Linked DNA regions of Homo sapiens: region 2 is linked to region 1. Evidence: read pairs that join two places in POLR2A ChIA-PET (ENCODE). Cell type or tissue: MCF 10A. All regions are shown on one strand. Links, peaks and the distances in the headings refer to the core of each region. The heading gives the core; the rest is flanking DNA.

What was found. ChIA-PET counts read pairs that join two places held together with the same protein. Peaks named below come from ENCODE experiments on the same cell type or tissue, not always from the same donor. Only the 100,000 strongest peaks of a DNase experiment are listed, where the experiment ranks them.
Region 2: POLR2A ChIA-PET joins it to region 1 with 5 read pairs; 3 of 35 experiments call an interaction of 5 or more read pairs at or near these places.

The regions. Positions count from the first base shown.
Region 1 is chr20:10,499,121-10,510,161 of GRCh38, reverse strand. All of the region lies in intron 2 of SLX4IP (SLX4 interacting protein), which reads right to left. Among named protein-coding and RNA genes, the nearest start is that of SLX4IP, 69 kb to the right of the region's middle. RefSeq lists an enhancer at 2,819-2,958. In MCF 10A, for the core only: no CTCF peak of the experiment used is centred there; DNase peaks (open chromatin) are centred at 4,651 and 5,091.
Region 2 is chr20:10,588,431-10,599,471 of GRCh38, reverse strand. It overlaps SLX4IP (SLX4 interacting protein), which reads right to left. Exons shown (of 8, transcript NM_001009608.3): 5 at 720-797. Among named protein-coding and RNA genes, the nearest start is that of MIR6870, 56 kb to the left of the region's middle. RefSeq lists enhancers at 260-1,459, 6,217-6,511. In MCF 10A, for the core only: no CTCF peak of the experiment used is centred there; DNase peaks (open chromatin) are centred at 6,391 and 8,331.

The sequences.
Region 1 (11,041 bases), core at 2,347-7,346:
TTTAAAAATTTAAAATTATATTGTTATTCTTCCTTTTAATTCTGCCTGTTTGACTTAATATTATAACATTAGGCTCAAAAATGACCAGTGACTTTTTCAATGACCTTGTTATTTAAAATTCTGTACACAGAATGTTAATAGCTGCATAATATTCTATTATATTGCTGTGTCAAAATTTATTCATCAGGCTGGTGCAGTGGCTCACACCTGTAATCCCAGCAATTTGGGAGGCCGAGGCAGAAGTTTGAGGCCAGCCTGGGCAGCAAAGCAAGGCCCTGCCTCTAAAGAAATTTTTAAAATTAAAAAATAGTTAGGCATGGTGGTACACACCTGTAGTCCCAGATACTGGGAAAGCCGAAGGGGAGGACTGCTTGAGCCAGGGCTTTGTAGTGAGCTATGATCGCACCACTGCATTCCAGCCTGGGCAAGAAAGTGAGACTCTGTGGCTTAAAAAAAAAAAAAAAATGTATTCATCATCCCAATGCGGGACCAACTGTCCCCATTTTTTCACCACTGTAAACAATGCTGCAATGAACATCTTTCTGGATGGATCTTCGTCCACATAGTGAATCAGCTGCAAACTACTTTTCTTTAACAGGAAGAGAATCTGGTCTGTATCAAGGCGATATCCTACCACACTTGGGAAATGAGGTACAGGAGAGCGACCCTCTACTTTATAGTGTTGCCAAGGCTGTCCAACTTACTGGTTCAGATAAATTACAGCCCAAAATCAGAGCAATTTCACCCATGGTGGTCACTGTTCCACAGTGGGGACGGTGCTCTGCTGGTGACTATCAACTCGGTGATCTCAGTCATTTTCCATTCAGGGCTTTAGTTTCTTCAACTGCAAAACTATAAGCTGGAATGAGATTATCTCCATGTTCCCCACTATCTTTATAATTGAATAACAGAAATAATTGAAAGACCCGGGAACAACAATTTCACAGTCAGAGTACCCTAATGCTGAATTACAACCTGATGCCAACTACCATGGCAGTTAAAAGAGACTCCGTGCCCCTGGCACTAGGTCAGACGTTGTGGGTAGAATCACAGGGGAAAGGGAGTGACACCCTGACTCGGAGTGGGAGGAGGGAGATTAACCCATCACAGAGCTACTAAGGAATGCTTACAGAGCCTCACATAGCAGCACTGACCTCAGCATGATTCTCTTGGGAAGGCCATAAATCCAAATGTGTCTGCCAGCCAGTATCAAAATGTCAGGCTGGGATGTCTAACAGACACCCCAAGTTAGGCCCCAGGGTCTGCAGGGAACCCTCAGTGGAGAGCCACTCACTGGGAGTCGTCTTTGGCTGTACCCAGAATTTACTTAATTTGACTATCTCCTTTCCCAGGCCCCAGCGGATGGAACTCATAAATAAAGAGTGAGAAATGCAACTGAAGCAGAGTTAGAAGCAGGCTCACTGACAACAGCAAGAAGGGATAGCTGCCAGCCCACGGAGAAGGAGAACCAGTAAAGTTAGCAAAAGCAGGCAGAAGAGTTTCTAAAGCAACATACTCTGCAAAGCAGTCTGGGCCATGTACTGTAGGAGCAAGTTGCCAGCAGCCCCCGGGAGCATGAATGGATATAGCAACTGTTGTTGAAAAGAACAATCCTGATCAACCCACATCAAAGGCTAATAGACCTCATTTAAGAAGACAGGGAAATGTAAATCTGTGAGATACTTCAGGATCATTTCTATCAAAAGCGTTTCATATAATAAAGGAATAAGCCTCAGTTATCTGGAAGGGTCACCCCTGTTGAGCAGCTCATTTGCTGAAGATATCACAGGGGCAAGGACAAACTGACCCAGGACAAATCATGCTACAGGAATGCTATAAAGAGAAGGATTTTCAGGGCTGGGCTCTCTTAGGCTCTGCCCGCATTGGCATTGTGCCTAGCACTGTGTTAAGCCCAAACTAGGTGCTCGCCAAGTAGGCTGATGCTCCAAGGGCAGGGCTGTGGGCACACACACTGGCTGACTCCGGCCAGGTGAGCACTGGGCCACAACCTGCCAAGTGTCCTCTCATATAAGGCTGGCTCTCTTCTCTACCTCCCCTTCCCCCAGATGCAAACCAGAAACAGGATCTGCTAATAAATTATTAGGCATGATCGCCTCTAGCATGGGGAAAGCAACTAAGAATGGTAATTAGAAGTTTAATGTTTACGTACACACACAAATGTGTGTATATATATATCAAATATACACATATGTGTATATATATCTCAAATATACATATATGTATATATATATATATAAAGGAGACTGTATCCCTCTGCTCCTTGTATGCCTTTTAAGTATTCACAGAGAAATAATAAAAAAGGCTGGAAGCAAACATGCCAAAATGTTAACTGCTGTAAATTCTGGGTGGTTGGCATAAAGTGCTGTTATATTATTCTTGAGACTTCTTTTTTCTTTGCATTTTCCAAATATCTCAAAAAATAAAAGATAATAGGCTTCTGTCCCAGGAGGTATGTCACTAAATCATGCATCCATGTGTCTATCCCTGCAAATACTGACTGCTTTCCTGGGCCTAGTATTTGTTGCACTGCTAGGATGCAGTGGTAAACCAGCAGATCAAATCCCAACCCTCATGAGGTTTTTGGTCCTCAGGGTAAGTTTATGCTGGGTTCATTCTTCCTCTCCTCTCTGAACTCTTATGAGATGGGCAATCAGAAGAGGGTGTCTCCTCTTCCACAACTCATTTCACACAAAGTAAAACCCAAACCCCTGCCGTGGACTATACAACCTTACCTGAGCAATCTCTTCCCACCTTTCCCACCTCATCTCCCCACTTTAAAGGGGCAGTCATAGTGGCCTCTTCCTCTCCTGTCTTGGTCTTTGGCCCTGCTGTTCCTCTGCCTGGGGCACTCCCACCTAACTCTACACATGACGGGTTCTTCACATCTTCCGGGTTTTAGTTCAAATCGCATATCCTCATTAAAAGGCACTTGCCTCCTTGCTTGTCAAAGGCACTGGCCTCCCATAGGCTTAGAACACTGTCCCTGAGACACATCTGAGCTAACTCCCTCATCTCTTCAAGTCTTCTCAAGCAGGCCTTCCCCAGCCACCTGATTTAAAATTGCAGCTTCACTTGAGATTTGCCCAGAGAGTAGAATTTAAGTGTTCTCACCGCCCCACCACACACAAAATGTGAGGTGATGAAGGTGTTAATTAGCCAGATTGCAGTAATCATTTCACAATGTGTAAGTTCATCAAATCATCACATTGTACACCTTAAATATATGCAATTTTTATTTGTCAATCATATCCCAATAAAGTCGGGAAAATAAACAAATAAAAATAAAATTGCAGCCTGTCCGTTCCCACACCCCCTGCTGCCTCACTCCTCCTGATACCTTTCACCTGGTTCTGCTTTTTCCTGTTGGATAGTACTGACTGCTTATGAACATGCTCTACAATTTATGTCTTTATTCCAGTTATTGTTTATGGTCTGTTTCCTGTACTAGAATGTGAGACCCCTAAGAGAAGAAAATGTGCATTTGTTTTGTTCACTGACACATCCTAAGGGTCTCAACAGTGCCCTTGGTAAACATCTCATGTTGAATTTCATAGCAATCATAAACATCTTCTTGTTTACCTGATTACTTATTTAGTGTTTGTTTCTCTTCAAGAGAGCCAGAGAGTTTGAGCAAACAACATAAGGCCTGTCTGTCTTGTTAAATTCACATGCCTAGCATGTAGAAAAGGATTTGACACATTTGAGGTGTTCAGTAAATTTATGAAACAAAAGAAAACACTGTCAAGCTGGGTCCAATGTGGGTTTTTCAATAAAGAAACTGCATTGTAATCCAGCCACCCATTTTCCTTTGCTTCCCTGAAAGAATCTTAGCCATCTGAAAAGGAATCATTATTTTAGCTAGCATAATCGCGATGCAAAAATAATTATTTCACTTATTCTGTACCCCAAGTTTGGAAGTCAACTACAGACTCTAATTGCTGCCTAAATCCCAGTAGTAAACAAACCAGCTTTGCATTTTATATGTTACCATGAGGTTCTCCGGGTTTGCTCCTCAGAGCCAAAGAAATGTTGACACAGTTGCACACCAAGTTTCAACATGCTGATCATGTTAAAATAGTGCACAAGAAATATTTTTCCACTTTATAAAAAGCCAGACTGTTTACATGCTTAAGTGGCCAGAGACTATGCTATCTGTGTGTGGTCCTGAAGTTTCAATATCATAACCATGAATACAAAATGGAGCAGCATGCAATAAACTAGTTTATGTAGTTTCTCAGCCAAAATGGGAATCAAGATGTTACCGTGCAAGAGCTCATAAATGGGCAGGTTAGAAAAGGGGAATAATTTTAATATATTTTTGAAAAAAAAAAGAATTAATGTAATACAACTCGGTTATATTTATACGTATATAATACAGACAAACATATTAAATAGAAGATGAGAGAGACAGAGGACAGAAATAGCTCACAAGGTCTTTGGCCAATAGATTTCTTATCAAGATCACACAGAAATATGCTGAGCACAGCATTAACTACAAGCCCAGGATCAAGTGGTAGAAAAGATCTATGAAATGGTTACCAAACACGGATCTTCAGTACAAACATGAGAGAGATGAGAGGCGTTCCTTCAGCTTGGCCCAGTAGCTGAACATAAGCCTTGTGCAACCTCCCAGGAGCACTCACCAGAGGAGGGGCCCTAAGTTCACAGTCGGGCTAAAGAAGACATGCCCTGTCTCCTATGTCTTTTCCATTTTCCGAGTAGCACTGGCTTTGGTCTACAATAATTTAGTCTTTCTTCAAGCTAGAAATAGAATTTAAGCAGGGGCTCCACCCTGTCCAGACAAGATATAAGTGAAAAGAGACCTCACAGAAAGAAAAATTATCTACATCTGACTAACTGAAGACATGCACACATTCCCAGAGTCTAGAGTTTAAATGTTCAAGACAGTTTCTGGATTCTGGGCTGTTTGCATTTATCATTCCTCTAAGTCCCCAAATGCTTCAGGTTAGTGAGGACTGCTTGTTCTCACATTTTTAATAGCTTTCTACTTGAAGAAAGTTCTCAGTACAGTGTGTCTAAACAAAAAAATAAATCACTTAATGTGAGCAGGTTCATGTTGCAACACGAAATGCCACTTCCCATTTGATTGCCAAATGCACAAACTGTTATTCTCAGTTGACTGAATAAGTGAAAGAATGGTACTTCATTAAATTTTTTTTTTTCCTGGCATTATCTTTTTTTCCTCCTACAGTTTCTTTTACAGAGTCTTCCGTGGCTATAGGTCGGAACAGTTTTCCTGTTGCTATGAGAACGGCATAAATAAGTCAAGTTTAAAATTCACTTTGGGGGTATGGAGCCGCCACAGTTCCGGCTACCTAAGCCCTCCTGGGTGTGTGTTGCGTACTCTTCCCTATAGGCAGTGGATCACAGCCATTTAACATGGCCTTCCTCCACCATGGCCCATCTTCTGGCCAGAAAAATCCCACAAGCCTCGCAGAGGCCCCCTCTAACTGCTTGGGCTTCTACACACAGACCTAGTAATGGTCTTCTGTGCTGCAAGGAGAGAAATATAAGCTCAACATTAACATTTCTCCAAGTGCAGAAATTCATGGGCCTCCCAAACTCCACCAAGCACCCTCCTACTTCCTCTACAACAATGCCACTGAGCAATGATCAAAATGAGGAGCCCTTGGAATACATTTGGAAGGGCAGAATAATGGGCCAGGAAGCGGGTCTAGGAAGGGGCTCTTTACATCCCCTGCTGTAGCCTTCCAGATCTGCCTCACCGAAGGTCCAGGGGCTCCCACAAGGGACCAGAGCTACATCTGCAGGAGGGTGGTTCTTCCTGTATTTTCAGGGCATTCTCTATTCACAATTAATCTGTCCACTCTTCCAGTGCTCCTGGACCTCAGAGACAGAAGGTATGCTTGTCTCACTTTACTGAACTGCACTCCAAGGTTTGAAGATCAAAAACCCTACTCCTAAGACAAGCCAGTCAGTGAGGACAACAGTATTTAGGGAAGCTCAAGGCTGTCAAAGGAAAGGTCAAGAGCGCTCTCCACCCTTAAAAATATCTAGGCTTTCTTCATGGCTGCTGCTTCTTTCTCACGAAGAGCATTGTGGGTTTAATTGTGGGCTGAACTGGATATCATAAGATCCAAAAGATATTAGGATAAGTCCTAACTCCCAATACCTGTGAATGTGACTTTATTTGGAAATAGTCTTTGCAGTTGTAATCAGGTTAAGATGAGCTCATTAGGGTAGATCTTTAATCCAATATGACTGTTGTTCTTCTAAGAGAAGAAGACAGAGACACAGAGAGAAGAGCTGTGTAATGACAGAGGCAAAGATTGCAATGCATTTACAAACCCAAGAAGGCCTAGGGTTGCCAACAAACACCAAAACTAGAAGAGGCAAGGAAGGATCTCCCCTAGAGCCCTCAGAGAGAAAGCATGGCCCTGCCAACACCTTGATATCAGACTTCTGGCATCCAGACCCATGAGACAATAAATATCTATTGTTTAAAGCCACCCAGTTTGTGGTTGTTTGTTACAACAGCCCTAGGAAACAAACTCAAAGAGCAAATTTTGCCTTGAGCTAAGAAACGAAGTCATGTCATTTGTGAACAGAGATGATGCCTTTCAGAGGAAAGCAAAGCTGCTTGCAAAAGCATAGGGCACACACATCAAATCCTCCCATGGCAAGGTGGCAGCAGGCTGGTCCAAAGAGCAGGTCCACAGAAAACAGCACATTTGGCTACTTCTTAAGGGTGCCTGGCAATGTCTGGCTCACACTTTCTAGGTTGCTTCAATGGTCCATCCAACCCAGCCACACCTCTAGGCCACCTATACTAAACTCTGCCAGTCAGTCACCCGCCAGCTGTTAGGGAGACTCAGTGGCTAGTTTAACCCTGTAGACCTCTGGCGGACAGCAGGCCTGAAGACTCAGAAGGACTGCATCATATACACCCTTGGGTCCTACCTTAACCTTGGCATACAGAAGAGTCCCATTCATACCCAGAGTGAACCCTGCTGATATAAGGGAATGTGGGAGGACAGATGGCAGGGTAGGCCATAGTGAGGTGGCCAACAGTTGTATCAATGCTGGAGGTGTGTCTAAGGCAGCACAAGGCACTACAACTAGAGGAGGAACCAGACTCACAGTCACCAATATCAAGGTCAAATAGCAAGAAAGATAACATGAGCCATCAGGTCTAAAGAGCCAGATGCCCATTGTGAAGGGCTACTAGAACATACTACTGGCAAATTCTCTAAATATTTACTGAGCACCTATTATGTGCCAGACATTATTTTAGGCATGGAGGATAGCAGTGAATAAACCAGGTAAAAATCCCTGTCTTCATGAAGCTTGCATTAGAATAGAGACAGACCAAAAAGAAAAAAAAAAAGGAAACTATTTAGCCCATTAGATGATGACTTGAGTATGATGAAAAAGAATAAGGCAGAGAACAAGACAGAAAATTTTGGGGAGGGGGCAGTTAACAGAGTAAATGGGGTGGTCAAGGAAAGCCTCAAAGAGAAAATGATGCCCAAAGAGAGGGAGTACACGCTGCAAATATCTGGGGGAAGAGCATTGTAGGCAGCAGGAGTAGTAAACACAAAGGCTGTGAAAAGGAGGCTGGCATCTTCGAAGAAGTCCTGTGAGGTTGAAAGTGAGTGGGTTTGTGAGCGGGGACATGTGAGTGTGCATGCACATGCACAGAGAAGAGTCAGATCGGAAGGCCTGAGGGCATGGGCTTTGCCTCTACATAAGATGGCCTGGATCAATACCCCAGCATTGGAGCCGAGGAGTGATGGGATCTGACTGGTGTTTCACAGGATCCTCTGCTGCTATGTAGAGGGCAGGCTGAAGGGAGGCGAGGGCACAGAGACCAGGTAGTGCAGAAACACATGGGCCTCCCAACTCCTCCGAGCATCTGCAGTGCCTCCCACTTCCTACACAGAAATGCCACAGAGCAATAATTAAATGGAAGCCATCTCTCCTCACTTAAAGGGGTAAGTGCCTCACCTTTACTAGCACTGAGGATTACAAATCTTTGCCAGTGGTGTGCAGTTACTTAACCCCCTTGAGTATCTATGCTTAAGAAAAAATGAATAAGCCGCCGTTTCGGCCCCACCCAGTGAAAAATCTGCCAATAATTGGCTTATTGAAACTAAATGCAAACCAAAGATCACATCTAGGTTTATTTAAAGACAAACGGTGTGCTCTCATCAGAGTACTGTAAGCAATGTGCCCATTACATTTTTACATAGGCATTCAAAACATGCATATAAAAGTAGTACATTTGCTTAAAAGTCTTATAACAAAATACTAGATTTTTTTTAAAAAGTTGTCTGCGTCTCGGAAGAAAATGAAAGGAAATGAATACATTTTGACACGAACTTTTCTTCATGGCCACAACAATTCTTGTTTCACCACCAGACTGCTTTAAGTCTGTTTGTCTGGGTAAGTAGAAGCAAGGAAAACCTGCCATCTGGCATGACTGCCATCTCTTTGTGGCCACACAATAAGTCTTGGGCAACTCTGCCTGCTGCCCTCGAGAACCAAGTGGGGTGGCAACAGCGGAGAGGAGGTAAAACAAGGAGGCTTCTGTGGAGGCAGAAGTATTTATCATGAGCAGTTCCGCCTCTGAAGGAAGGAGATTGCTGTGGGGGCTGAGCACTTTATTGCTGGGCCCCAGCTTTTTGGCAACTGCAAACAGTCAACTTGCAGCTCTTTGGGGAAGGTGAATTTACAGATGAGGACAGCTCCTTTTTTAGCTCTGGTTCCTTTACTACTCATTAGCATCTTTTTTTGAAAGGATAGACTGTGGGGGGAGGGGAGAACAAATAAGAACCAAATGTAAATTAAAGCATTAGTTTCTTTTGGAGTATAGCGGAAATTTTTCTGCACTGATTATACATACATTATTATATAATGTCATTATTACTCCCTCCACCATCACTAGCATTTCTAAATATGGTAATATTATATAACTACAATGTTTTTCACCTATTTTTGCCATCATCATTGTAAGTACATATGGCTAAACTTGTGCTTCATATGGGAACTTTCGCGATTTATTTTCAGGTGTAATTCCTGTAACTAAGCCACCAACTAGTTTCATCAAATATCACCATGGCAGTGGGGAAGGAAGCCTACACCAAATGAACACATGAAAACACTGGTTCTACAGGATTCTAATGCATTATCTCCCTGCAGACATGGCCTTAATCTGTGCTTATGTAACACACTCTGCATTCAGCCTGAGTTTGGAAGCATTTCCAACAAGAACATTATCCATAAAACAAAACTGGTTGCAAATTAGAATCCTGAAATGAGTACCTGAGACATCATGAGGGGCAAAGCATGCAATGGTAGACCCTTACAAATGTTCATATTTTTATTTACTTATTTTATTTATTTTTTGAGACAGGGTCTCGCTCTGTCATCCAGGCTAGAGTGCAGAGGTGCAGTCATAGCTCATGCAGCCTCGACCTCCTGGGCTCAAGGAATCCTCCCACCTCGGCTTTCCTAGTAGCTGGGACTACAGGTGTGCACCACCACGCATGGTTAATTTTTTAATTTTTTTGCAGAGACAGGATTTTGCTATGTTGCCCAGGCTGGTCTTAATTTCCTGGACTCAAAGGATCCACCTGCCTCAGCCTCCCAAAGTGCTAGAACTATAGGTATGAGCCACCATGCCTGGCCCCATCTTTTTCCACACATGAAGAGAACCACACATAGAACTTTAACACATCAGTGGCTCATGCCTGTAATCCAAGCACTTTCGGAGGCCAAGGTGGGTGGGTCACTTGAGGTCAGGAGTCCAAAACTAGCCTGGCAAACATGGTGAAACCTCGTCTCTACTAAAAATACAAAAAATTAGCCGGGTGTGGTGGCGGGCACCTGTAATCGCAACTCAGGAGGCTGAGGCAAGAGAATTGCTTGAACAATTCAGAGGTTGCAGTGAGCTGAGATTGCACCATTGCACTCCAGCCTGGGCAACAGAGTGAGACTCAGTCTCAAAAAAAAAAAAAAAAAAAAAAGAATTTTGACACATAACATCATAAATTCAAAGTCTTCCCCATCTATCTAAACCCAGAGCTCAGACCACAATGTCTAATAAAGGGACAGGGTTCTACATAATCTTCTGGTCTCCTGACAAAAGAGGTGTTTCTTAAATAAGTCATCTAATAATTGTACAATAACCATGTTTTAACCACAGCTTTTCTTTTTCCAACTTTGACATGTACCATTTCCTTGAATTCAGTTATTGGGTTTATTTGTATTTTTGACAGCAGTCATTATCATGATTAGCTATACATAGATTTACTCTTCTAGATCCAGTTAAACCCAGGTTATAGATTATAACAGACCTAGAATATTTAACTTTTATCATTTTGACTTTTAAAGGACTACATTTTAAAAATATCTTTTATCTCCAATCAAATGGATACTATGCTATCCTCTGTGAAAGGAGGGTAAATAATGACCTTGTTCTCATGTATAGTCATACCTTTCAGCATTTTCACGGACATCAAAAAATTTGTCTTGTCTGTAGGTAATACTACTAATATATTTAAATATTTCCTGTGCCAGGAATACAAATGGGAAGATGAAGCACATTGATTTTCATGAAAATTATCATTCATACAACAGACACTGTTTTTCAAGCAATAACCCATTACTGGATCCTGAAATCAGCTTACTGATTTACAACCAATATGTTTAACTGAATGCAATGAATTGTCTAGAATTGAATAAAACAAGGTATATTACATGTTACAAAGCTACATATTATTTTGTGATACTTTGGTTTCAATTATTTGTGTAAATGCATGTGTGCGTGCATGTTGTGTGCATATGCATATTGTGTATGTATGTTGGGGTTCTTCAAATCATGTAAAATGTATTTCTTATTGTAAGTAAAGTTCAAAGATAGACAAGTGTCTGTCATTTAACTAAAGAGAGTAAGCTATAAAAGTCCAAGCCATATATAACATAAAGAATTAAAGTTGAAAATCTGTATTAGACCCATAATTTTTGTCATTAAAGA
Region 2 (11,041 bases), core at 3,443-8,442, 88 kb before region 1:
TGACAGAGTGAGAACTTGTCTCAAAAACAAACAAATAACAGCAAAAAAGAGAATAACATATTCGAGCAGAGTTTACAGTTAAGAAAATGCAGATAATCATGAAGATTCCACAGCAAGCCTCTATATGTTAATTTTTTAAAGTTCCTATATCATATCTTATATATATACTGAAATTGTCCATGGAAGGTGAACTAAATTTTCTTTCCAGTGCTCAGATCAACCTGGAGAATGATCATTAGCTTCTGACTTTACTGTTGCTGGCTGGACAAGTTTGAAATCATATCCTTAGTGGACATCTAGACTTGGGGAAGTGATGGGGGAAAGTGGCCTCATCACACACCTAGGGAAAGCTCTGAGAGCTCAGGGCTGGGAAAGAGCTTTCTTGTGTACACACCTGCTCCATATGCCAGGGCTTTGGTGTGCACAGACAATACTGAAGTGATTCATAGTTCAACTGTGTTGAGTCACTCTGAAAACTCAAAGAAAGTGCTGAGATGCATCAGGAAAGGAAAGCATGATGTGGCCCAGCTCACTGTTCTTAGAGAGGCAGTAAACACAGTACAAGGTGGGAGGAAAGAAATCGCAAACTTTCGGACACACTCAAGACATGAAGGCAATGAAGCAAGTGGGACTCTCCACTCCTTAATTTTCATCCCTTCTCTATCTAGGGCAAGCAGATTGTGTGAAATGTCTGACAAACCAAGAAATCGGCTTCTTACCAGCATTCTGTGTGCTCCTGATGCAGCGAAGGCGTATCCCTCTCTTGAGGAAATAGGCTGTGATTTGAAAGCCATAACCTGGAAAGTGAAAGGGAACATCACTAAGTTAAGTTTGTTTGCCGCTAAATCTCTGGAGTTCAGCCCAGTGCCTGCCATAAAAGACACATTCAATAGTTATTTAGCAAATGAAGCTGAGTGTGATGACTCACGCCTGTAATCCCAACAATTCGGGAGGCCGAGGCAGGCGGATCACTTGAGGTCAGGAGTTCGAGACCAGCCTGGCCAACATGGTGAAACCCTGTCTCTATTAAAAATACAAAAACTAGCCGGGTGAGGTGGCGGGCACCTGTAATCCCAGCTACTCAGGAGGCTGAGGCAGAAGAATCACTTGAACCTGGGAAGTGGAGGTTGTAGTGAGCTAAGATCACTGCACGCCAGCCTGAGTGACAGAGCGAGACTCTATCTAAAATAATAATAATTAGTAAATGAAAGAATAAAGGAATTAACAGAGGGCTTCTCTTGAGAGGCAAGGGTGAACATTACTATCTTGCCTCTTCCAGGAGGCCTGACTATGACGCTGGCATAGTCCCTAGTCCCTGAAGTCCCTCAGTTACTTCAACTGTAAAACGAAATAAATGAGGTCTAACGTACTTTCAGATGGGATAATTCAGTCGGAGCTTGCGAATAGATCTTAGCCACCTTCTCATACTCACTGCTTATTAGCTCATAAAAAGAAGCAGTTCATACCTATTTGAACATGGATGTATTTTGCCTGTAAATAAATTAATTCAAGTATGTCAAAATCTTCATATAGAATGAGATTAAAAGAAATATGACATGAGTAAAAAAATAATTTCTCCAACTCACCAGAGTGGCCTAAGTGAAAGAGACAGAGCATAAAGTGTTGGCAAGAATGCAGGACAACTGGAATTCTCATACGCTGCTGGCAGGAGTACAAATTGGTACAGCCACTTTGAAAAAAATGCTTGAGTATCTAAAGCTGAACTTAGGCATGAACATACAGTGTTCACAATAGCACTCTTCACAATAGTCTCAACCTGGAACCAATGCAAATATCCATCAACAGTAAATTTTTTAATGGGGATATAGTCACACACTGAAATACTATAGTGCCTCTAAAAATGAATGAGCTACAGTTATAGGTAGTAACAGAAATACATCTCACAAACATAATGTTACATGAAAGAAGCCTGATCCAGAAGAGTAAATGCCATCTGTGAAAATGGAGACACTATCATTCGTCTCATAGGGTGGCAACAGATTTTCAGATGATTCACAGAAAGTGCCAGCTTAATTCCTTCCTCTCTCCCTTTCTCTTCTCTTCTGGCTTCCCTCCAGGTATAAACTACTTTGTTGATGATTTTCCTGAAATCACAGTAAAACCGTTCCTGGTTATCGCAGTCAGCAGTCAAGTTATTTGGTAGAAGAATCAGAAGCAAAAGCTCCACCAGAGTGGGGTGAGGGTCCCCCTCTGTCAAACTGGAGTGGCCAAGAGTTGCAGGAAGTAATCTCTAGGACCATCAGATTCTCCAAAGTCCATGACTATGGTTGGTCTGAAATAACTTATATAAAGAATACAATTAAAGAAGTTTCCACTTTCATATTCAGTATCCTTCCGACACTCCTGTAGAAAGACCCAGGACATGAGTGACCACAGACTTGATGCTGTCTAAACAAGCGATGGCTCTGACAGAACAATTGCTTTAGTCATGCAGATTGTGCAAGAACAGTGACATCTATGAAAGGATAATCTCCGGATTTGCTGAGATAAAATAATTTTTTCCTAACACACTTGAAAATAGATTGCATTTCAGTCATGTGGCTTTCTTCTGCTTAAAATGTCAAACAAAATATACACACCACTGACATTACTCTGAGTGCTTTAAAACAAATACGTTATTTCTTAGGTCACTGAGAGAATGGAAGTCATTTCTACATCTGTTTATTTGTCCAACTGCTGAGGGAAGAAGTGGAATCCTTAACAATTGGTGACTCACAAACACATACAGCAAAATTTAAAAGTATTTTTCAAGTATTAATTTATAATGCAAGTCTTCCAAAGAACTGAGAAAAAAAAAGTATAATATCTGTTATTCTACCTTTGCTGATATATAGCTCTAAGTGATTAAGATTCAGGAGGCATGTTCGAAATTTCAAAAATCTTCTTCCTATGCAAAATCTTTAGCAATAAAATGTTATTATCAGGCCCAGTGTGGTGCTCATGCCTGTAACCTCAGTACTTTGAGGGGCCAAAGTGGGAGGATTGCTTGAGGCCAGGAGCTCGAGACCAGCCTGGGAAACATACTGAGACCCCGTCTCCTTAAAAAAAATACAAAAAAACATTAGCTGGGCATGGTGGTACACGCCTGTAGTCCCAGCTGCTCAGGTGGCTGAGGCAGGAGGATTGCTTGAGCTCAGGGCTTCAAGGCTGCAGTGAGCTATGATCACCACTGTACTCCAGGCTGGGCGACAAAGCAAGACCCCATCTTAAAAAAAAACGTTATTATCAGGAAGGGGCAAAATCTGAAGTTGACCATGAAAGCTACAGTTTTGAGTCCAGGAAGCCTGGTATCTGAAGATACTACTTGAGTGACAGCTAAATCCTATCTGGACTGCTGAACAATCAAGTCTCAATATGACACCTTCCCCTATAGAAAAAGAAAGCAGTATAAGGCAGATTTCAAGTGATTTGTTACTGAAATTAGTAGGAGAAATGAGTTTATTGAAACCTTGACCCCTACACCTCCCACCCCAGGACAGAATTAAGTTAAAAGGAATCATTTCTAAATAGCATCTTGTTATTAGTGGTTTCAATGGAAAACCTGCCCAAATGGCACCTACAAGAGAAATAGCAAGTTTAACATGTAAAAAAGATTTGCACCTGCTTAATCCAAATTCGACTGGTCATATGAAACTTTGTTTAAAGAGAAACTTGAGGAGAGATTAAACACAAAAGGTACTATGCCAGTTCTTATGGCAAACTAAATTTGATCTATAAACAGAGAAAATTATTGCTGCTTGAAACATACTGCACTGAAATGCTTAGAAAGATGTATTTCATTTATTCATAGACAAAAGGCAATGATAAAGACTACATTCTTATCTTTGCTTTTAATGAAATCAACTTCACAGAGTTCAGGAGGCCACTGAGATTTTGTACTTACCCAGGGCTAAAGCAAAGCTCCACTACTCTCTAAAGCTAAACAGCAATTTGGCAAAGGATCCAAAAGTCCTTTTGCTTTTCCTACTTGGGGCACCAGCTCCCAGCTCGCTATGCTGGTGTTTTAAATGCAGAAAACCTGAGTCAGCAGAGCAAATGGAAATCATAAAGTGATCATCTTTTCATCTGAAAACTACTGGATGATGGTATTAATATTATGAGGCACTTGCAAATCACATTTCAGTATGCCTGTTTCCTTGCTGGCGACTGTGGTGCTCCTAAATCTGAGAAGACTGTCTTTAGACACAAGAAGGGATTTGGATTAGAGGGAGAAAAAGCTTTGCAATAGAAACATCTTACCACCAGGCGTCTGCAGGTATGTGCATTTCCAGAAACAATTGATATTTTTGAATTGCTTAATGTAACACAATCATCTAGTATCAGCAAGATCCCATCTTCTCCCCTGGCCTCCAAGCAGCCCAAAAAATCTCCAGTTCTTGTGCCACCATTTGCTCTCTGTATGTCGTAAAAAGCTGTTGCACTTCTCCTTATCCTTCTACAAACAACCTCCAAAGCATGAAGCCTCAAATGATTACTTGTTACCACACTAACTTTCTTCTGGCTTACCTAAGTTGTTCATCAAAAACTATTGAGTCTCTTTAAAAAAAATGGAGAGGTGGTCAGTAATGCATATGAGAGAAAGAAAGGACAAACCACAGTCCTCCTACTATTTTATTTCATATTCTGTCTAAAATAAGCTGCTCCAAAATGGCTCTACTAGAAATTTGCAGTCTTCATAAACAGAAAGGCAAAAATTACGACAAAAAAACTCAAATATGAATTGAACAAATTCCATCCTGGCTTAGCAAGGCAGTAGATTAGTTTCAAGTAGTACCATGTTCCAATGAGTAATGGTTTTAAGGGAGTGGTCATTTATTTGGGTTGTCACAGTTCACAGTCCCAAGACACTGAGAGCAAATATTCAATGAGAGATTTTACTGTAAAACTATCCAGCCTCACTTGTTTTCCAGGGGATTCATAGCTAAGGCGACTTGAGCTTCCCCACAGCTGCCAACGGGAGTCTGTGGTCTGGTGCGTAACAGTGGGAAGTCCTCTCCCACAGCTATTACGAGACCATTCATGGACGAGCCTGGGAAAATGCCTCTGTGTGGCTTGGTGAGCCATCAGGACCTCCGGGCAGGTGAATTCCACTTCATTGTGGACCCCACCCACCACCTGTGTGGCTCTCTTCCAGCAAAGCCTTCTCCCAAACTACAAGGCAGGCTCAGGAAGACCTACGATGCCCCTCAGTACTTCTCTCCCTGAGATGACTCCATTATTATCATCACTCACACAGTCTGAAACATTTCAAACATTCAGAAAAGTAGAAAAATAATGTCATGAACATCCCAAAACCCACCATCTAGATTCAATAACAGTTAATATTTTGCCGTATTTCATACACATATTTTCTAAACTGCTTCGAAGTGGACATCATGAAACCTTACTCCTAAACATGTGAGCACAGCTCTTGAGCAATAAGGAAATTCTCCTTCATCACCACGACACTATTATTACAACTGAGTATGACATTACCGATCAAATAATCAGCCTATATTCAAATTTCTCCATTGTCCCAAAATGTGTATCACTGATCTGATTTTCCTTTGAATCGGATCCAACCAAAGATCATGGATTTTAAGAGATGTATTTGCTTATATCTCTTTTAATCTAAAATAATCTCCCTTTACCTTTTAAAAAAAGAACTCTGAACTTTTAAAGAGATCAGGCTAGTTGTGTTATAGAACAACCCCATTCTACATTTGAATTTTTTTTTTGACAGGGTCTTGCTGTGTTGCCCAGGCTGGAGTGCAGTGGCACAATCACAATTCACTGCAGCCTCAACCTCCTGGGCTCAGATGATTCTCTCACTTCAACCTCCTGAGTAGCTGGGACCACAGGTGCATGCTACCACACTCATCTAAGTTTTAAAATTATTTTTAGAGACATGGTCCCCCTATGTTGCCAAGGTTAGTCTTGAACTCCTGGGCTCAAGCGATCCTGCTGCCTGGACCTCCCAAAATGCTGAGATTACAGGTGTGAGCCACTGCACCCAGCTAAGCTTTTTTTTTTAACCTCAGTTGCCTAAACACAAAATTTCAACCTGTATGCTCTTTTAAAATGCCAGCCATTTATTAATTTTGACTTCTCCTTTAACTGCTGTAGGAAATTACAGGTTCAAACTAAAGCTATAATGACAATTCAAAGACTGGCATACAGATGACCTGAAAATTTGGTCCTAATGATAATTTCAAAGAAATAAAATTATGGATTTGTAGATAGTTAAAATTTTGGTGAAGATAAGCTTACTTAGGTAGGTTGGATAGTGGTCTGATATTTGCTTTAAGAAAGGGCACTTTGTCATAATCAGATTACTATGTGCTAACCCGGAAGCAGCTCTGCATTGCACGCCAGTTCAGACATGTGACTGTTTCCAGTCTGAAGTCATGAGTCAGTTCTCAAGCTTGGTTGTGATTTAATAAGAGAACAGGAAGAAAGAGGCTGATACCAACTGAGTACTGACAGTATCTTGGGTATTAGACTAGACTAGGAACATATAATATACTTAAAAGATGAAGAGGCTAGGCACAGTGGCTCACGCCTGTAATCCCAGCACTTTGGGAGGCCAAGGTGGGCAGATCACGAGGTCAGGAGATCGAGACCATCCTGGCTCACATGGTGAAACCCTGTCTCTACTAAAATAAAAAAATTAGCCAGGCGTGGTGGCACGCACCTGTAGTCCCAGTTACTTGGGAGGCTGAGGCAAGAGAATCGTTTGAACCCAGGAGGCAGAGGTTGCAGTGAGCCGAGATCATGGCACTGCACTCCGGCCTGGGCAACAGAGTGAGACTCCATCTCAAAAAAAAAAAAAAAAAAAAAAAAAAAAAAGATGAAGAATACGTGTGCTTTCAAGCTATTTCATTAAGGAAAAATGAAGTTGTAACTCATTACATCCCAAACTGTGTCACTCAGAAAGTTGCACCTTGTCCTTATCAAAAGGCCTAGGGTAGAAAGGGTAGGGAAATCATGAGTTTGATGCTGTCACTTCAAACATGAAAAGAGACTAAGTATGAGATGGGGCCTATGAAAAAGCCTTGATGGGGCCTTTGGAAACATGTTATGGGTCCAAGTGTGACCTCCTCTATTGCTGGTGATGGGGGGGGGTTGGAGAAAGGGGTTGTTCTGTGGGAACTGAAAACCAAGAGTCCTGTCCCAAGTTTAGGAATATACATACGGGATCCTAGTCTAAGACCACAACTGGGAAACAAATTTGGTGGGTAAGTGGAATATTTGATCCTAGGCTAAAAATTTCACTTATTACCCAAGACATTTAGAGATTCCAAAAAGGTTCCCTTGAGATAACATTTCATGTCCCTAAATAAGGACAGTACTAGACTCTGAGTCACAATAAAGCTATGTCTATTTGATGCCAAAACAAATGGAGCATGAAATGTTTCATGAATAAAATCATTATTTATAAAATAATTCTTCGGAGCCAAATTTATTTAGAAAAAAACACCCATTTTCTGCCTGTCACCCTTTTGACTTTGTAGGTAATGCCAGAGGGCACATGTGCCACAAATTTCATTTTCTGTGGGACCCATCAGAGATTGTTCACATGGAATAAGAAGGCTTTTCAGAGCAGACAAAAATTAGAATAAAACAAATTGAGAAATGATCACTTCAGATTTCTTCCCCATGTTGCTTTCCCACTTTTTTGTTTATTTAAAAAAAGGCCCTTAACATTAAATATGAAAACTGTGTTTGGATAACACGCAAGCATAGATGAAATGATATTCAAAACTATGGTTCCCACAATCATAACTCTGCCAGGCCATGCATAATGATAAGAATAATATAATACTGTGTACTTATAAAACTCAAAGTTCTCTTTAAAACCCTTCACTCATCTTTAAATAACTATACACAAAAGAAACAGAGATGTTTAATAAGCCTTCTAAATGAGGTAGCTGCTTGTTTGAACTATTAGCTGTTCAAGCAGGCCCCTCTGCAATGGATTTCAAATTTCCTGTGCATACAGAGGAACACCAGATGAAGCATATCCTCTGTGGCCTCCCTGTCTTGCAGGGAATCCATTTCAACTCTGAGATTCTAGATCATGTGCAATGAGAAAGAGAGTTCATGAACCACTGGACTATTCTAACAGGACCATGGACCCAAAGGACAAGAAACAACCTTGGAAGTCTCCTAGTTCATTTCCTGTTTGTCAGCCAGGACCACATTAAAACCATCTTTTAAAAACAACACCAAAATGCTGAGTGAGAAGATGCTATACCTACCTATGTGCCACTTTATCTGTCCTTTATATGAACTGAGATTGCAAACTTAATGCCTGAGGGGTAAGACAGGTAACAGGAAAAGGGTTGGGTTCTGACTGGAAAACTGGAGAGAGCTCAGGGCTTGTTTAAAGGGGACAGCAGTGATTTTCAAACTCATCGGAAACTAGGGCACAGGGGTACCAGAAAAGCTGGAAATCCAAGTTTTTATGTGAAATCTCTTCAAATTTTAACTTTGCAAACAATTCAAACTTTTAAAATATATTGTGTGGTCCAAATAATATGTCTCTGAGAGCCAACGTAGCTTTATATTGTCAGTTTGCAATCTCTAACTTAAATTCTTCACACTTCAGTTGAATTTCTTTTTTGTGTGTCTTCGGCAGAGCTAAAGGAAAGCTGGCCACTACCAAATGCTTGAAGATAGGTATTCAGTTTCAATTTAGTCATTTATTCTAAGCTAAATAAACCCAGGTCCTTAACCTTACTAAACAGGGCATGTTTTTCTACGTTAAAATCATCTTTCTGACTCTTAGGTCTGACATTAAAGATACTCAGCCGGGTGCGGTGGCTCATGCCTGTAATTCTAGCACTTTGAGAGGCTGAGGCGAGTGGAATGCCTAAGCTCAAGAGTTTGAGACCAGCCTGAGCAACACAGCGAAACCCCATCTCTACTAAAATACAAAAAATTAGCCGGGTGTGGCAGTGTGCGCCTGTAATCCCAGCTACTCCGGAGGCTGAGGCAGGAGAATTGCTAGAACCCGGGAGGCAGAGGTTGCAGTGAGCCGAGATCGCGCCACTGCACTCCAGCCTGGGTGACAGAGCAAGACTCTGTCTCTAAAAATAAAATTAAAAAAATAAATAAATACATACATAAATAAAATAAAATAAAATGATACTCAAGGGTTTGACTCAATATGGGGGAAAATGAAAAGATGATATAATTTTAGAAATCATTAATTGTATAAATGTGTGGGATCTGCATTAAAAAATTACAAAGTTTTCATAATTAATTAGGAAAAGGTCTTAAAAAGATTAATATACCATGTTCTCAACTGGAAGGGCTAACCATCATAAAGATGTGAATTGTTCCCATATTTATTTGTTTAACAAATATGTACCGAGTGCCTATTGTGTACCAGACAATTCCAGTCAAATATCACAATGAAACTGTTATTTTTTATGTGTGTAAGGGGAGGAGGCAGTTTGGAAGCTGCGAAAAATAATGCTAAATTTAATCTAAAAGAATAGTTAAAAAAAATTCAAAGTAAAAAAAATTTTTTTCCTAATTAAAAGTAACATAGACTCAATGTATTTTTAAAAATCTAGACAAAAAAAGGTGTAAAGAGAAATGAATCTTCAACAATCCGACCACCCAGAGACCCTTTGTCACTTTCGACTTTTGATATCTTCTAGGTCTTTTCTCAAAATATATAATCACATATACTCTTATTTCTTTCTACAAAAACGAAATCATATGATGAATGTTGTTTTATAACGTGATTTTTAAAAACCTCAGTACTATGAACATTGACTTTGTGTATGATACCATTTAGAAATCCGTTTTTATTCTTTCCCAAATGAATAATAAATTGAGTATTCAACAGAAGATCCCCACTGATCCCTGGTTGCCAGGTCTGTCATACACAGACCTCTCTTTCTGACTCACTTTATTCCACTAGCTTATCATCAGTCAGTTAACACTATGTTAATTACCTGAGCTTTATTTATAATAAATCTTAATCTAGTAGGGCAATTTCCTTTCCTGACTCCCAACATTATTTTTCTTCTTCATCAGGAGTACTTGAAGTTATTCTTGGCCTTTTATCCTTTTATTAGCTTGTCCAGTTGCATGAAAAGCCCTTTCAGGGTTGGATCAGAAAGACCTTGAATTTATAGATCAATTTGGAGAAAATAAACATCTTTATGATAATGACACTTCCCATACATTTGACATGGTAAATCTCCTAATTATTTTTAATAACTTATTTAATACCTTCCAATAAAGTTTTTTTAGTGTTGTCATGTAAATGTTATCTCCTAAAAACTACATTTTTAAACTGCCTGCTGTTGTAACTGACTTCTATATGTTGTCAGCTGAAATGCCTATTAAATCTTTTTTCCCCACCTTTATTGGGGTATAATTGATAAATAAAAGTTGTATACATTTAAGGTATAGAACATGATGATTTGATATATGTATCTATTGTGAAATGATTACCACAATCAGGCTAATTAATACAACTATCACCTCATATAGTTATCTCTCTTTTTCTTGCAGTGAGAACATTTAAAGATCTCTCTTACCAAATTTCAAGTATGCAATGATTATTAACTACAGTCACCACAGTGTACATTAGATTCCCCAGAACTTATTCACCTTATAACTGATAGTTTGTGTCCTTTGACCAAATCTCCCCTTCCTTCCCTCATTGACCCCTTCCCCTAGCCAGACTCTGTCCCTACCCCTGCCTCTGGCAATCATCATTCTACTCTCTGCTTTTATGAATTAGGCTTTTTTAGATTCTACATACAAGTGAGATCACACAGTATTTGTCTATGTCTGGCTTACTTCATGTAGCATAATGCACTCCAGGTTCATCAGTGCTGACACAAATAGTAGGATTTCCTTCTTTTTTTATGGCTGAGTAATGTTCCATTGTATACATACAGCACATTTTTAAAGATGCTAGTTTCATTTCCTTTGTATATATACCCAGACGTGAGACTGCTGGATCATATGGTAGTTCTGTTTCTACTTTTCTGAAGAATCTCCATACTGTTTT